2 separate regions of the Homo sapiens genome follow, and region 1 is linked to region 2. The links are chromatin loops, found by intact Hi-C in ENCODE. Cell type or tissue: PC-9. All regions are shown on one strand. Region 1 overlaps LAMB1 (laminin subunit beta 1). Region 2 overlaps LAMB1 (laminin subunit beta 1).

Region 1 (8,000 bases), 50 kb before region 2:
TCCCTTCCAAAAATAGAGACAAAAATGTTTCTAACTATCTTATAATAACAATGAGAACTGGAGTGCTTTGATAAATCTTTTCCTACCTGAATGGAATTTTCTCATGTTGAAACTGACATTAATTGCTGTGGGAAGCAGATGGCATTGTGCTACTTCAAATTACTGTCTGCCCGCAGGTTCCAGCAGTCATGCAGCTGCGTTCTTATAATTTCTCCACTTTCACACTTCTTCCTAAATAGCTGTTCTGCAAACAGACCCATCACAGAATAGCTACTCTTTTTTGTTGTCGTTCAGGCAACTCTCCTGCCTCAACCTCCAGAGTAACTGGGATTACAGATGCCTGCCACCACACCTGGCTAATTTTTTTTTTTTTTTTTTAAACAGTTTTGCTCTTGTCGTTCAGGCTGGAGTGCAATGGCACAATCTCGGCTCACTGCAACCTCCACCTCCCAGGTTCAAGCGATTCTCCTGCCTCAGTCTCCCTAGTAGCTGGGATTACAGGCGGATGCCATGATGCCCAGCTACTTTTTGTATTTTTAGTAGAGATGGGGTTTCACCATGTTGGTCAAGGCTGGTTTTGAACTCCTGACCTCAGGTGATCCGCCCACCTCGGCCTCCCAAAATGCTGGGAATACAGGTGTGAGCCACCGCGCCCGGTCTAATTTTTGTATTTTTTTAGAGATGGGGTTTTGCCATGTTGGCCAGGCAGGTCTCGAACTCCTGACCTCAAGTGATCCACCTGCCTTGGCCTCCCAAAGTGCTGGAATTACAGGTGTGAGCTACCACGCCCGGCCGACATTCTTATGAAACTGATGAGAGGGCAGTAACCTTTCCTCTTTGCAGTCATGTTATGTTAGGCTTCACTATTGGAGTCATCTAGATCATACAAGAGGAGGAACTTAAGCTATTTTCATGTGTCATGCCTTTCTCTAAAAAGAAATGATGCAAGGAAAAAAAAAAAAACTTCTTGCTTGTCTGATCAGACTTTTCATCTTCTTGATGACCTTCCTAGATTTATTAAAAATTACCAACTTGAGAATCAAGTTTGTGAAACTGCATACTTTGGGAGATAACCTTCTGGATTCCAGGATGGAAATCAGAGAAAAGTATTATTATGCAGTTTATGATATGGTGGTTCGAGGAAATTGCTTCTGCTATGGTCATGCCAGCGAATGTGCCCCTGTGGATGGATTCAATGAAGAAGTGGAAGGAATGGTAAGTAAGCCCTCTGTGCACCTTTCTCCTTTATGTGGCTGGTAATAAAATGCAAAGTGAAGCTAGTCTTACCTTAAGCCTTTTACATTTTCTGGGGGTTTTAGTTTTACAGAGTTACATTTAGCCCTTTGCACCATACAGGTAGCTGATTGTTGATTTTCTCTTTGAAGAGTTTCTTGGACACGGAGAATGTACAGACTACTCATTTCATAGACGATGAATTTTTGGAATTTGTTGCTTCAGGCTATTGCTAAAGTAGATATTTTAGTCAACAAGGATTAAAAAGTTGTCTAAATAACAATTGAGTCTGCCTTTACATAGGGAAGATTAAAAACCGCAGTTATGCTAGAAGGCATAAATTGATCTCAACCCAAAGAAATGGATTTTTTTTTTTTTTTCTTGAGACAGAGTCTTGCTGTGTTGCCCAGACTGGAGTGCAGTGGTGCAATTTCAGCTCACTGCACCATCCGCATCCTGGGTTCAAGCAATTCTTGTGCCTCAGCCTCCCAAATACCTGGGATTATAGGCCCACACCACCATGTCTGGCTAATTTTTGTGTTTTTAGTAGAGGTGGGGTTTCATCATGTTGGCTAGGCTGATCTCAAACTCCTGACCTCAAGTGATCCACACACCTCAGCCTCCCAAGTAGCTGGGATTACAGGCATGTGCCACCGTATCTGGCTAATTTTGTATTTTTAGTAGAGACAGGGCTTCTCCATATTGGTCAGGCTGATCTCAAACTCCTGACCTCAAGTGATCCGCACACCTCTGCCTCCCAAAGTGCTGGAATTACAGGCGTGAGCCAATGCGCCCTGCCCACGGCTGGAAAATTTTAACCCACACCCATGGGATATCATTTTAGGGATCAAATGGAGTTGGTTTCTTTCTATCTTTTCCTCCTAATTCCATTCTTTTCCCCACTTTTATGCCACATTTGCAACTTATGTACATTTTGAAATTTGGGATTTGGGTGATTTGCCAAATGGATAGATGAGTTTATTCTATTAGTATCTAGGAGAATTCTTACAGACCTAGAGGATTTTAAGGCCAGATAGGACTTATGAGATCACCTAGACCAACTATTGGTGATAGAGCCCAAGGATTAAGTAATTTACTAGAGAGCCCTAAGTAAATGAGCAGCAGGTGGAAGCTCAAGCCTCTCCTCACTCAGCCCCAGGGTTCCTTCCCCTAAGCTGTGGCCTCCCCTCATGAAGGCTGTGCTTATGTGCTGTTGCCTTTTCAAAGATTGTTAGTCCTTAGAAGGTACAGGATTGAGTGTATTCAGCCCTTTAAAAACTTCTGCCTTCCCTTTACTCCAGTTAGAACTTTTGTTGCACAACAGAAGTTGAATTTTTGACGGAGCCTGAAGGGGAGGGAGGTATTTCTCTAATCTTATTGGTCCATCTTTCAGAATGCTAGGTAGATTATGTTCCCTTTACGGCATAACAAATCAGCTGTGTAGCTAATGTCCTGTTACTATCACGGGTCTCACAGCATGTGCTGTTGATTCAGGCCCAGTAGGGTCTTATGGTATGTGCTTTGGAACTGGTTTTCAGTTTATGTAAAACCACCTGGTAATAACAGGACTTTAGTCTTCTGCTAACTGCATTCCCACCAAGGTGGGTCCAGGAGGGACCTGTCTGTCCTGTTCCTGAATTCCATTCTGTAGAAACTCTTGTTAAGGTGAGATGCCCATATACATGCATATTTAGTGGACCAAAAGGCCGTAATTCATTTATCATTTATATGCCTCAAGGGTCGTAAGTGTGCCTTACAGTGACACAAGGCAAAATCATATATCATGGGCCTTTCATCAGGCAAATTAATATATTTCTTTTACGAGATCTTATATTTCCTTACATAAAAGGAAAACATAAATGTAAATGTGATAAATGATTAATTTTTAAAATTTTACTGTCATTGAAAGAAAAATTTAAGTGCTATGCCTGAAGTAAAAAAAACTAAAATAAGCTAGCTAACAAAAACCTTTTTAAAAAAATGGTGATTTGGCTAAGTGGTAAATCGTGCAGTAATATAAATTGGTTTCCAGGTGGTATGTATGCATTTAGTTCTACATTATAACTTTTGTAGATTTCTATTACAATAGGTTTTCTTAAAAAAATCTTAAGTAACTAGTTTTTTTTTTTTTTTTTAATTTTAAGTAATTTTCTTCATCTGGGTTCTTTTCATAGATACTCAGTAAAATATTTCTTGTGCATCCACTATGTAATAGGAACATTCTAGAGATGAGGCATGTAGCCATCAACAAGACAGACAACTCACTGCAGGCAGGGAGAAAATAAAAACAACCAAACAACCCTTTTCTGTGGTGAGCTAGAGATTAGTATGAAAAAGGGTTTTAAACTTTCAATTGATTATGGAGAAACGTGGCTATTCATACATCTCTTCCTTTGTTCTCTCCTGTTTTTATAACTTTCAAGGTTCACGGACACTGCATGTGCAGGCATAACACCAAGGGCTTAAACTGTGAACTCTGCATGGATTTCTACCATGATTTACCTTGGAGACCTGCTGAAGGCCGAAACAGCAACGCCTGTAAAAGTAAGTCTGTGTTGAAGGGACATTTTAAATCCATTCAGGCTCTAGTATCCATTTCCTAATTAGAGGTACTGTAACAGTGTACTGTTTTGCAGAGGGTAGAAAAGTTACTGTCTTTTTTCCAGCTTCACCCTGATACTCCTAGACAACCAACAATCTGCATTCAGTTAATTAATATTCACTGAACAGCCTCTGTGTGTTTGACACTGAGCTGAGTAGTTTGGCAGCTACAGTAGAAAACTAAGGTGCTGTCCTTGACATTGTATCTGTTTTGTTTTTTGGTTTTTTTTTGTCGCCTAGGCTGTAGTGCAGTGGCACAGGCGGCTCACTGCAACCTCTGCCTCCCAGGTTCAAGCGATTCTCCTGGAGTAGCTGAGATTACAGGCACGCGCCACCATGCCCTGCTAATTTTTTTTGTAATTTTAGTAGAGGAGAGGTTTCATCGTGTTAGTCAGGCTGGTCTTGAACTCCTGACCTCAAGTGATCTACCCACCTTGGCCTCCCAAAGTGCTGGGAGTTTACAGATGTGAGCCACCGCGCCAGGGCTGTTTTTAAGGCAAGATGACCGTGAGAGAAAAATGAAAGAACTATATGGCAGGGTAGCTGATGAAGGTCTAAGAGATATGGAGTAGCATTTTTGGCCTTGTTTCTGTGCCAGTCCAGCTGCGGCCTCTGGCATACCTCCCTCCATCCATCTCAGGGGTTTTCTCCGGGTGGAGATGTAGCCGGCAACACCACTGCCCCTCCCCACTCCACAAACAGTGATTCTGATGCATGTCCTCCCCTTGAAGAGCAGCTCCGCCTCTGCCCCCACTGAGAAGGACTATTATAGAAGTTCAGCAGCCAGTGAGAGCTGGAGTGGTCAAGGCTTGCTTTGTAGGTAAAAACCAGATGGCCCTTGATGGATACTTAACATGGAGAAGGAAGGGAGGGAGGGAGGAAGGGAAGGGGAGGAAAGGAAGGAAGGAGAGAGAGGAAAGGAAGGAAGGAGGGAGAGGAAAGGAAGGAAGGAGGGAGAGGAAAGGAAGGAAGGAGAGAGAGGAAAGGAAGGAAGGAGGAAGAGGAAAGGAAGGAAGGAGGGAGAGGAAAGGAAGGAAGGAGGGAGAGGAAAGGAAGGAAGGAGAGAGAGGAAAGGAAGGAAGGAGCAAGAGGAAAGGAAGGAAGGAGCAAGAGGAAAGGAAGGAAGGAAGGAGAGGAAAGGAAGGAAGGAGAGAGAGGAAAGAAAAGGAAAAGAGAGGAAGGAAGATGGGAGGGAGTTCAGGTAAGAACAACAATGTGAAGCACAAGGCCGCAAGGATGTTCTTGAAACCATCACAGAGTCCATGCTGGGAAGGATTACTCCAAGGTTCACTTCAACCAGTGTATTGAGAGCAGTACTCTGTTGGGCACCAAGGATGTGAGTAGATAAGACACAGTCCCTCTTCTGCAGGCTGTTGTGTTGCAGGGGGAGACAGGCAAGGTGGGAGGCTGGAGTGCAGAGGCTCAGGAGGGCCAGGCTGAGTCAAGCTTCCCTGTGCAAAGACAAGAATGGGATTGTTAAGCCCGAGAGCGAGATGATTAAAGCTGGGTGGCACCAAGATGACCGCCGAATGGGCTCGCAGAAGGAAGCGCTGCACCCAAGGGGGTCAGCTAGCTGGCTGTTAAACAGACCTACCTTCCTTACTATGGCCTGGCCTGGTGTGGTGGTGGGAATATGGGAATACGGAGAAGGGAATCCATCCTTCAGGCCTCACGGTCCTTGAAGCAGGGAGCCCGTGGACAGGCTTTCCTAGCAGCACATCATCTGGAAGGTCCCTCGCTACAGTGTTCTTCCATCCAGTCCCACCTCGAGTGGACCAGAAAGCGCCCTCAGTGGGATGGCAGCCATCCTCTGTCATACACTTCCAAAGGGACTTTCCCTTAGAGTTTTCCATTTTTCATAGCCCATTCTCTTCCACAGAGGTCAGATAACTGTTTATTTTATAAAGTTCACATTTTTGAGATTTCTCATCTACTTTAGGGTTTAAACAGTGTCATCGGTGGATGCGTCCTTTTTCCCCAGGAGTCCTGCTTGTTGACTGCCATTTTGTCTGAACTTAGTCCCTGGTTTCCTAAAGGATCTTCCTGCCACCCCCATCCTCCATTGGTCCATAGATTTAAAAAGCTTTTCTTGACGTTGCTCTTGTCACGCAGAATGTAACTGCAATGAACATTCCATCTCTTGTCACTTTGACATGGCTGTTTACCTGGCCACGGGGAACGTCAGCGGAGGCGTGTGTGATGACTGTCAGCACAACACCATGGGGCGCAACTGTGAGCAGTGCAAGCCGTTTTACTACCAGCACCCAGAGAGGGACATCCGAGATCCTAATTTCTGTGAACGTATGTTGAGAAATGTCACTCACTGTGTGGGACCTACTTCAGATTGCCTTCCAAACTGAATAGTCAGTAGTCTCAGAGCTCATAGTATGAGCAGTAAAGCCAGCATTGTTATTGTAATTGCAGTTGAAGACGCTGGGAGTGGAATTTACTTGGTAGTTGTGCTGCTTTTAGTCGACTTTTGTGAGATTTAGAGGGAGGAAGGGAATATATGTATTTATACAAAGATACATTGAGTTTCCTCCTGATTTTAACCTGGTGCTTTGCATTCTTCTCAGGATGTACGTGTGACCCAGCTGGCTCTCAAAATGAGGGAATTTGTGACAGCTATACTGATTTTTCTACTGGTCTCATTGCTGGCCAGTGTCGGTGTAAATTAAATGTGGAAGGAGAACATTGTGATGTTTGCAAAGAAGGCTTCTATGATTTAAGCAGTGAAGATCCATTTGGTTGTAAATGTAGGTCTGTTTGCTAAAAAGTTTGGGAGTTTTCTTGTGTTTGAAATTCCCATTTTACTTTGTAATTCCAAAGCCAGATTATTATTTGAAACTCACGTGGTCTGTGTTTCTCCACTTCATTTTGTTTTAATACAGCTTGTGCTTGCAATCCTCTGGGAACAATTCCTGGAGGGAATCCTTGTGATTCCGAGACAGGTCACTGCTACTGCAAGCGTCTGGTGACAGGACAGCATTGTGACCAGTGCCTGGTAAGTAAATCCTCATTACGTGGGATGGGTGGTTGGTGAGGATGACATGTTTTAATAGAGAAGCCTTTTCGCCATTGTAGAGTCTGCGATCACCCTCACGTGTACGTGTTAAAAGACATGAGTAGACAATGCACACAATAGGAATTACTAATGGATGATTTCACAAGATGTTCACCATCCCTGTTAGAAGTGTAAAGGAAAGCCACAATAAAATACCACTTTTATAGACACAATTAACACAAGTTTTTAAAAATGGGAATGTTTACTATTAGGATATCATGAGGTACTGCTACTTCTTGGCTGCTGGTGGGCATCCATATTGGTTTGTACTTTTGTGAAAAGCATTTTGGAGATACATATCAGTAGCTTGTAGAAATGGGCATACCCTTTGACCCAGTAACCCCACCTCTGGGAATCTATTCTAATGAAATAATCAGAAAATTGGACAAAGATTTATTCTCCAGAAGACTCATTGCATCTTTTATTAATCATAGCAGAAGACTTGGAAACAACAGTGGAAAAATAGTTAAGTGTGGGGACTTCTATACAATGTAATATTTGGTTGCCACTGAAAATGACAATAACATCAGGAAATGCTCATGCTGCTTGCTATATTTAAAAAAAAAAACACACACAGGATATGAATAGTATCTTGATTAAGTAGGAAATAAAATTCATCAAGGAAAACAAAATCTGGAAGGAAATACACCAAAAAGTTCACTGTAATAATTCCAAGTAGGATAATTATGAGATAAGTTTTTAAAAATCTGTATTTTTAATAACATTGTTATACTTTCTAATTTAGGGAGGATTCACTACCCCCAAATTATTACCATTAAATATGTATATTTATATATAATCTTAATATATTCTTAAAGGAGATTTCTGGAAGTCTAAATTGATGAGCCTGGTCAGGTGTGATGACTCATACTTGTAATCTCAGTGCTTTGGGTGGCCAAGGCAGGAGGAATGCTTGAGATCATGAGTTTGAGACCAGCAAGACCCCATCTCTAAAATTTTTTAAAATCATAAATAAAATAGGCTGGGCACAATGGCTCACACCTGTAATCCCACCACTTTGGGAGGCTGAGGCAGGTGGATCACTTGTCAGGAGTTCAAGACTAGCCTGGCCAACATGATGAAACGCCATCTCTACTAAAAA
Region 2 (8,000 bases):
ACTGAATACTTGCAGTCTGTAAGATACAATACTTTGTTGAATGGGAGAAAGTTGTTTCCCAGACATATGATTCCAAGTACATAGTTTTTCAACATCATTTTTGAGCCATTTCCAATATTCTGGTCTCCTTTAGAAAGAATGAAAGTCTTCCCTGGGTAATTTATTCTTCATATTTAGGTCTCTGAAGCAAAACTGAGGGCAGATGAGGCAAAACAAAGTGCTGAAGACATTCTGTTGAAGACAAATGCTACCAAAGAAAAAATGGACAAGAGCAATGAGGAGCTGAGAAATCTAATCAAGCAAATCAGAAACTTTTTGACCCGTAAGAAATTTTTTCATTTTACTTTTAGACATTTGTTTCTGTGTGATTCTCTGTTTACATTTTAGATAAAATCCATTTCTGTCAGGGTACTAAGTGACATTTCCAAATAAGAAAAACGTCCGTATATTAAATGTTTCCACTTCTTAAACTTATATATGTGTATCAAATAACTTTCTCCAATGTTACGCAGATACAGACACACCTGATGGGATACTCAGGTAGCCAATCAAAAGTCAAATATTTACATTGAAAATTGAACGTGGAATTTGTTAGAAATTACGTATAGTAATTTCTAACCTTAAAGAAGTGGAGTTTGTTATTTTGGCATTGCCCCCAAAGCTTTGTAATTCTATTATTTACAGGATATTATACCTATAGTTAGTTAAGAGTGTTGCTAGTCACAGTTCAAGTGTTACCAGTAAAGATGGTTTTGGCTGCAAATTACAGAAAACTCTCAAGTGAAAGGGACTTAATCAAAAAGGATGTTTATTATCTCACATCTTAATAAGATATCCAGTAGCAGGATAGCTTCCTGGGTCTGCGACCCACATACTTTTCATCTTTCTACTCTACCATCTTAAGCATATCAGCTTTGTCCTCTAGCTCCTCATGGTTACAAGGTAGCTGCCAAAGTTCCAGACATCATATAAAGATTAATAATGGAAGAAGAGACCACCTATTCCTTGCATCTTTTTAAAAAGGAGGAAGTCTTCCCTAGAAGCCTTTAAGCAGTCATCCTTATAAACCTCACTGGCCAGCAATAAGTCACATGCCAATGCATAAATGTCACTGGAAAATGGAAATGCGATTACAGTAATTCACAAACTAATATTTAATGCTGGGTTGATAATTTTACCTGACTTAGAGGCAGGTACCTGAAAAAAAATCAGTATTCTGTTAGCAAGAAAAAAGGCATGGCTAATAAGGAGTCAACAGTATTTGCTAAGGATATCTTAGGTAATATTTTATGGAAGCCATCATTCAAGTACATATTTTATTTGAATAAATCCTCTGGGGTCCATTTTTATGTTCAATAGTTTAAAACATAAGCAAAGCTTGAAAGTAAATGAGGATCTGACGTATTTGAAGCTTAACTTCATAAACTTTTTTTTTCACCATCTTCCACATTTTACATTTGAAACTCCTTGGCTTTGTTGACAACCCATTATTCCGGTTCTCCTGCTTCTATAATTTTCTCCCTTTCTATAATTTCCTGAATCTAGATCATTTGTAGGAAATATCAAATCTCCATATCTGCATTCACAAGTTTCTGAGCTATTCGTCCAACCTCAATTAAAAGATTTCATTGCCTTTAAGTCTCAGCTTTAAGCTCTGGCCCTCTATGGTTTTCCACAATGTTCAGATTCACTCTGCTATACTTTCCCGTAACATACTCTGCCGTTCCTGTCTCCCCATCTGGAATTGTCCTTTCTTCTTTCAAATTCTATTATCCCTTAAAATCTGATCAGCTCCTCATCTTCCACGAAGGTTTCCCTCACTACCCAGCCTAAAACAAATTCTAGTAGTACTCAATTGTCTGCAGTTACTTTTTTGTGTGTGTAGGTCTCATCTCCCCTCAAAATCCCAGATAGATTATAAACTCTTAAACAGGAAGTTAGTGTCTCTTGGTGTGTAACCCCACCATGCTAGTCCATAGTAGATGACCAGTAAGTGGTTGAATGAATGAACCATCTATTCTTTTCACCTCTTTTTGGGGACATCTTTGCTTTTCACAGAGGATAGTGCTGATTTGGACAGCATTGAAGCAGTTGCTAATGAAGTATTGAAAATGGAGATGCCTAGCACCCCACAGCAGTTACAGAACTTGACAGAAGATATACGTGAACGAGTTGAAAGCCTTTCTCAAGTAGAGGTTATTCTTCAGCATAGTGCTGCTGACATTGCCAGAGCTGAGATGTTGTTAGAAGAAGCTAAAAGAGCAAGGTATCTAAAGACATGGCATCTAAGGGGCTTATTTTGTGTATCTATCATGGAGTAAAAAGTATCTCTTTAACCAATGAAACTTCTAAGAAGGACCTATGCGAGTCTCTCTGGGTCATTTCAGGAAGGCTATTCTTTAAAGAAAAGAACACTGAGAGTACTTTTTTCATGTTCAGCAACAATATACTGTCTCATTATTTTTTACTCAGCAAAAGTGCAACAGATGTTAAAGTCACTGCAGATATGGTAAAGGAAGCTCTGGAAGAAGCAGAAAAGGCCCAGGTCGCAGCAGAGAAGGCAATTAAACAAGCAGATGAAGACATTCAAGGAACCCAGAACCTGTTAACTTCGGTAGGCATACACAATCATTACATGAATGGGAACACACCTACATATACACTTACCAGAAAAGTACATTTGTTATCTATGAACAGAAATTCTTACAACTCAACATTAAAGGATTCCTTTAATAAATCTAAACTACTCCGTTAGCATGGATGCTAAAAATAAGTGGAGATAGGTTTTCAAGGAATAAAAGGACTCTGATTCAGACACTGGACCATTACGTCCCATCTCATTTTCTCCCCCACAAAGTCTGAGAAAGATAAAAACTTCTATTCTTGGGCGGGCATGGTGGCTCACGCCTGTAATTCCAGCATTTTGGGAGGCCGAGGTGGGTGGGTCATTTGAGGTCAGTAGTTCAAGACCAGCGTGGCCAACATGGCAAAACCCCTTCTCTACTAAAGATACAAAAGTTAGCTGGGCATAGTGGTGTGTGCCTGTAGTCCCAGCTACCTGGGAGGCTAAGGCAGGAGAATTGCTTGAACCGGGGAGGTCGAGGTTGCAATGAGCTGAGATCACACCACTGTACTCCAGTCTGGGCAACAGAGACTCCATCTCAAAAAAAAAAAAAGCACTCCTATTCATTGAGGAAACAGCATATACTCTGTTCAGTAGTATGAAGTATAATAATTTTAGAAAACTGTCCTGATGTTATAAAGCAGCTTATCTGGTTAAGAAGGCCAATGTCTCAAGATTTTGGTCATCAAACATTTTACTATATAGTAGTTTTGGAAACTATGGGAGAACAGTCAGTCTGCTTTCAATACCCAATTCTAGAGAAACCTAATAGAGCACTTATAGCTAAACAATCTGTTCTGTTTAGAATGCATGGAAAACTTAATGTTTTTTATAAGAAATATACTGTGACTACCAGATATTAAAAGTACTCATTACGAATTTTTCATAGGGATCTAGCACCTTGCTCTAAAAATCCTCTTTATCTCTTAAAAGAAGTAATGCAAACATAATTCCATTAAATTCTTTTGTTTCTCAGAAAGTTAATGTTTTCGTTCCAATTTTACGAGTTTTTAAAAAATGAAGAAAATTGATGAGTTATCTAATCCCTATACAGGTTCTCAGAATATACTTTGAAATTAAATGCTCCCATACCCAGCATTGTCAGCCTTCTCAGGCCAATCCTCCATGTGTTTAAAACCTGGGAAGATGAATTTTCAACATGCTTTTCTTACCATTAGTTGGTAAAAACCTGTGTTCCCCTATTCTATTGCTGTCAGTTAAATGAAGGCCAATAATTCTGTCCATTTTCCTCCTTAAATTTCGAGTATCAATAAGACTTTTTCTTCAGGCTATTTGTTCAAGTTTAGAAAAATTATGTTTTCCCACCAGACTATAAATATTTTGATGTTTCGATCTCTAGGTTTTTCCATTTTCTCAGTTTGCTGTTAATATTTTAGTGAATATTATGTCAGTGACTGTAGAAATTATTGTTTTGAAAGCCAGGTGCAGCAGTGTGTGCCTGTAGTCCCAGCCACTTGGGAGGTGGAGGTGAGAGGATCACTTAAGGCCAAGAGTTTGAGACTATAGTGCACTATGATCATGCCTGTAAACAAACAGTCACTGCACTCCAGCCTGGGAAATATAGCAAGACCCTGTTTCTTGAAAAAAATTGTTCTGAAAAGCAAATTAGAAAATACTGAATTATAGGTGAGATGTGGCTTGATGATGCAAGTTAATAATTGGGGTTCTGTTTTTCAGGGGCCCTAGGGGGCAGGAAGTGTTTTAGGTTAGTAACAATAAGAAACAAAGAGAACCTCTAACTAAACTGTGTTCATGAAAGCTTATCAGAAACAATTCACTCAAACTTTATCTTCTAAGAATTATAATTTCTAAGAATTTTATTCTAATTAAAGGGTCCTTAGGTTTGAAATATTTACAAATTTTAGCCTATGTCTTATACTGACCCTTATTAACTTCATTATAGCAGTACTGTTATTCAGTTAATTCTATGTAATTAGACCCATCCTTGAAGATCATTTTAAAGAAAAATTGAGTGCTCAGTGAAATTGATTCTTTTGTCATGGGCTCAACTGCTTACTTTGGCTAGCTTTTAAAAGTCAATGTTTATTGATTCTACTTTGAAAGGAGATCAGATGTGGATCCTCACCAGTTGCCCAGATATTTTTTTTTCCCTAAATAACTTTGTGTATTTAGAGTTTACAGCTGTAACGTTCCCAGACCATACATCATCTCACAATTCTATAGAAATTCAAAGAACATCCCTAGTCTCCATGTCTTCAGTAATTAGCTGAAATCTCCACTACTAGAGTTTAACATTTATTTTCCCACTCACATTAAGTTGGAAATTTATGTGGAAATCCCTCTTCGCACAGCTGCTTATTTGTGAATGTTCTTTAGCCAAAGTTTGCAGGTGTCCTTAAAATGCTTTCTCAACACATCATGCTCCTTGGGGAGGTGGGGTTTTTTGTTTTTTTTTACTGTCAGAAAAAATTTTACATCAATCTCAGCTTAGATCATCAGAAGTACTGAAAGAATGAAGTGAATATATGAAATGTAGCAAAGACTAAAGTTAGATACTTCATGTAACTTTTCCTGAAATATTCTTTTTAGTAATTACTTCTTTTGGTCTAGAGCAAAATGGCACAGCAGACTTTTAAATCTTCCTCCAAACTTGTACTCATAGTAATTCCATTTCTTAAACTAATGTCTTGCTGGAAAATTGACATGCTTTTAGATTGAGTCTGAAACAGCAGCTTCTGAGGAAACCTTGTTCAACGCGTCCCAGCGCATCAGCGAGTTAGAGAGGAATGTGGAAGAACTTAAGCGGAAAGCTGCCCAAAACTCCGGGGAGGCAGAATATATTGAAAAAGTAGTATATACTGTGAAGCAAAGTGCAGAAGATGTTAAGAAGGTACGTAAATCTTTGTAATTTCAGAGCTATGTTGTTAAAGGAGCCACCAGTCTCCTCCTTGCCTGCCTTAGAGTAAGGGACATGGACCTAACAGAAACAGAATTCATCAGAAATATCAAATGACCTGTTTTGCAACAGCCGTCTTTAGAAGTGTGGATGGGAAAGAATATGGAAATATCTAATAAGTATGACCTATGTCCTCAAATCCAAATTTGGACAAGAGTTTAGAAGAACGGAATTAACTTAGGGGTAGAAGTCTCAAAACAGGCTTTTTTTTTTTTTTTAAACCAACTATATTGACAAAAACCAGTCATATTGAACTTTTATTTCTGTGCGGTAGTCAGTTAAATTCTTCATGGCATATAGTAATTATCAGGCCATTTGAGAATATTTTACAAGCAGGTTGGAACAGAGAACAGGTAGTAGGAAACCAAATCTTATCTCTTTGAGACTCATTTTGAATTAACTACCCCTCACCTCTCATTCGAAGGCACTATATTTTGCAGAGAAAAACTCACACAACCCAAATGTTTAATCAGAAGCCATGTAATAACTGAAACACATGTTCAGTTTCTCAATAATGCTTATTTCTAAAGAGAACATTAAAAACTTGGTGGCGCCGGGGTGGGGCTTAAAACCATTGAATCACTGGTCCCCAACTTTTTTGGCACCAAGGACCAGTTTCCTGGAAGACAATTTTTCCAGACTCGGGGGTGGGGATGGTTTCAGGATGAAACTGTTCCAGCTCAGATCAGGCATTAGATTCCATAAGGAGTGCACAACCTAGATCCCTTGCATGCACAGTTCCCAATAGGATTCGTGCTCCTATGAGAATCTAATGTCACCACTGATCTGACAGAAGGTGGAGCTCAGGCAATAATACTTGCCTGCCCACCCAGTTCCTAACTGGTCCGTAGGCCTGGGGGCACCTGCATTTACTGACCTAATTTCAGTATTTAACTCCCTACTATTCAAAAATTTTCTGGAAGTTACTGTAGCTTTTCGGGCATTACGTAAGAGTAACTTTCCCTACCTCTCTCTAGGTTGGGAAAGAGAACAAAACAATGAGAAAAGTTCACTGCCACAATATCAGACAGCTGTCTTTTCTGTTTTGGTTTGTGTGGTTTCCTGCAGTACTGAGGACACAAATTTCTCAAGTACTCTGCTTCAGGGCATTTTGCATAATGACATTTTATCACAAGAGAAAGGAACAAAATCTCTTGAAATGAAATTTCCATAAATGGCTATTTGAACAGTTTCTAAAAAGAATCATTTGCATTCCAACCCCACACCCCATTTCTCTTCTCCTCACTCACTTCTTGCATATGCTACAATCTCACCTTTCCTTCCTGTATCTTTTGTTTAATCTTTTTCCTCTGATTTCCTTATAAGCAAGTCTTCACAAATCCTAATTTAGTCAAGATCCAAAGAGCCTCCACTTCTTCAATATGGGCTTCTCTAATGTCTAATCTACTTTTGAAAAATCTGCGCTTCTCTATGTAATTTGCAATACAATTATGCTACAACTTTTCTATAGAAAAGTAATAATCAGGAGAATGAGGACTTAGCCCTAAGGATTTGCTGCAACTCCAGAATTTTTTGAAATGTTCTTTAAAATCATGTCAATTTTGCATTCAATTCCACTGTTTGAAGATAAAATTTTAAATTACTTACCAGTGAATATCCTTGGTGGCCCTTAATCCAGAATGCATGCCATGATTACACTATTGCTCTTAAATGTAATTACTGACACTAACATTACCACTTCTTTCTGTCTAAATGTGGAACTATAGACTTTAGATGGTGAACTTGATGAAAAGTATAAAAAAGTAGAAAATTTAATTGCCAAAAAAACTGAAGAGTCAGCTGATGCCAGAAGGAAAGCCGAAATGCTACAAAATGAAGCAAAAACTCTTTTAGCTCAAGCAAATAGCAAGCTGCAACTGCTCAAAGGTGGGTCTTTTCACACAGGCTTATTTTTTAAATTACTTTAAGGCATCCATAGTTTATTTAAAAGTGAAAAATATATTCACTTTGTCTTGAGATCATCATAGTATAAATTGCTCAGACTTTATATATATATATCTCCCCACAGATTTAGAAAGAAAATATGAAGACAATCAAAGATACTTAGAAGATAAAGCTCAAGAATTAGCAAGACTGGAAGGAGAAGTCCGTTCACTCCTAAAGGATATAAGCCAGAAAGTTGCTGTGTATAGCACATGCTTGTAACAGAGGAGAATAAAAAATGGCTGAGGTGAACAAGGTAAAACAACTACATTTTAAAAACTGACTTAATGCTCTTCAAAATAAAACATCACCTATTTAATGTTTTTAATCACATTTTGTATGGAGTTAAATAAAGTACAGTGCTTTTGTATATATTTTGGTGTACTTGTTACTTTCACTGATTGTTGATGAATCCCTTTTTTCACTGTAAACGTGGATTTATAAACAAGTTTACTGCGTCCATGAAGACCCTAATTTATGTTGTCTATAAACAAG

What was found. Hi-C counts contacts between places; a loop is a spot of excess contacts. Peaks named below come from ENCODE experiments on the same cell type or tissue, not always from the same donor. Only the 100,000 strongest peaks of a DNase experiment are listed, where the experiment ranks them.
Region 1: a loop joins it to region 2, with 2.3 times the contacts of the local background. A loop is called at or near these places in 4 of 110 quality-filtered maps.

Annotation. Positions count from the first base shown.
Region 1 is chr7:107,973,824-107,981,823 of GRCh38, reverse strand. LAMB1 (laminin subunit beta 1) reads left to right here. Exons shown (of 34, transcript NM_002291.3): 8 at 1,013-1,215; 9 at 3,657-3,777; 10 at 5,947-6,135; 11 at 6,411-6,590; 12 at 6,726-6,838. Among named protein-coding and RNA genes, the nearest start is that of LAMB1, 25 kb to the left of the region's middle. RefSeq lists an enhancer at 4,946-5,446. In PC-9, no CTCF peak of the experiment used is centred here; no DNase peak of the experiment used is centred here.
Region 2 is chr7:107,923,678-107,931,677 of GRCh38, reverse strand. LAMB1 (laminin subunit beta 1) reads left to right here. Exons shown (of 34, transcript NM_002291.3): 29 at 178-322; 30 at 2,059-2,266; 31 at 2,473-2,614; 32 at 5,319-5,495; 33 at 7,289-7,448; 34 at 7,591-7,879. The coding sequence ends at 7,727. Among named protein-coding and RNA genes, the nearest start is that of DLD, 36 kb to the right of the region's middle. In PC-9, no CTCF peak of the experiment used is centred here; no DNase peak of the experiment used is centred here; H3K27ac peaks cover 1,073 bases.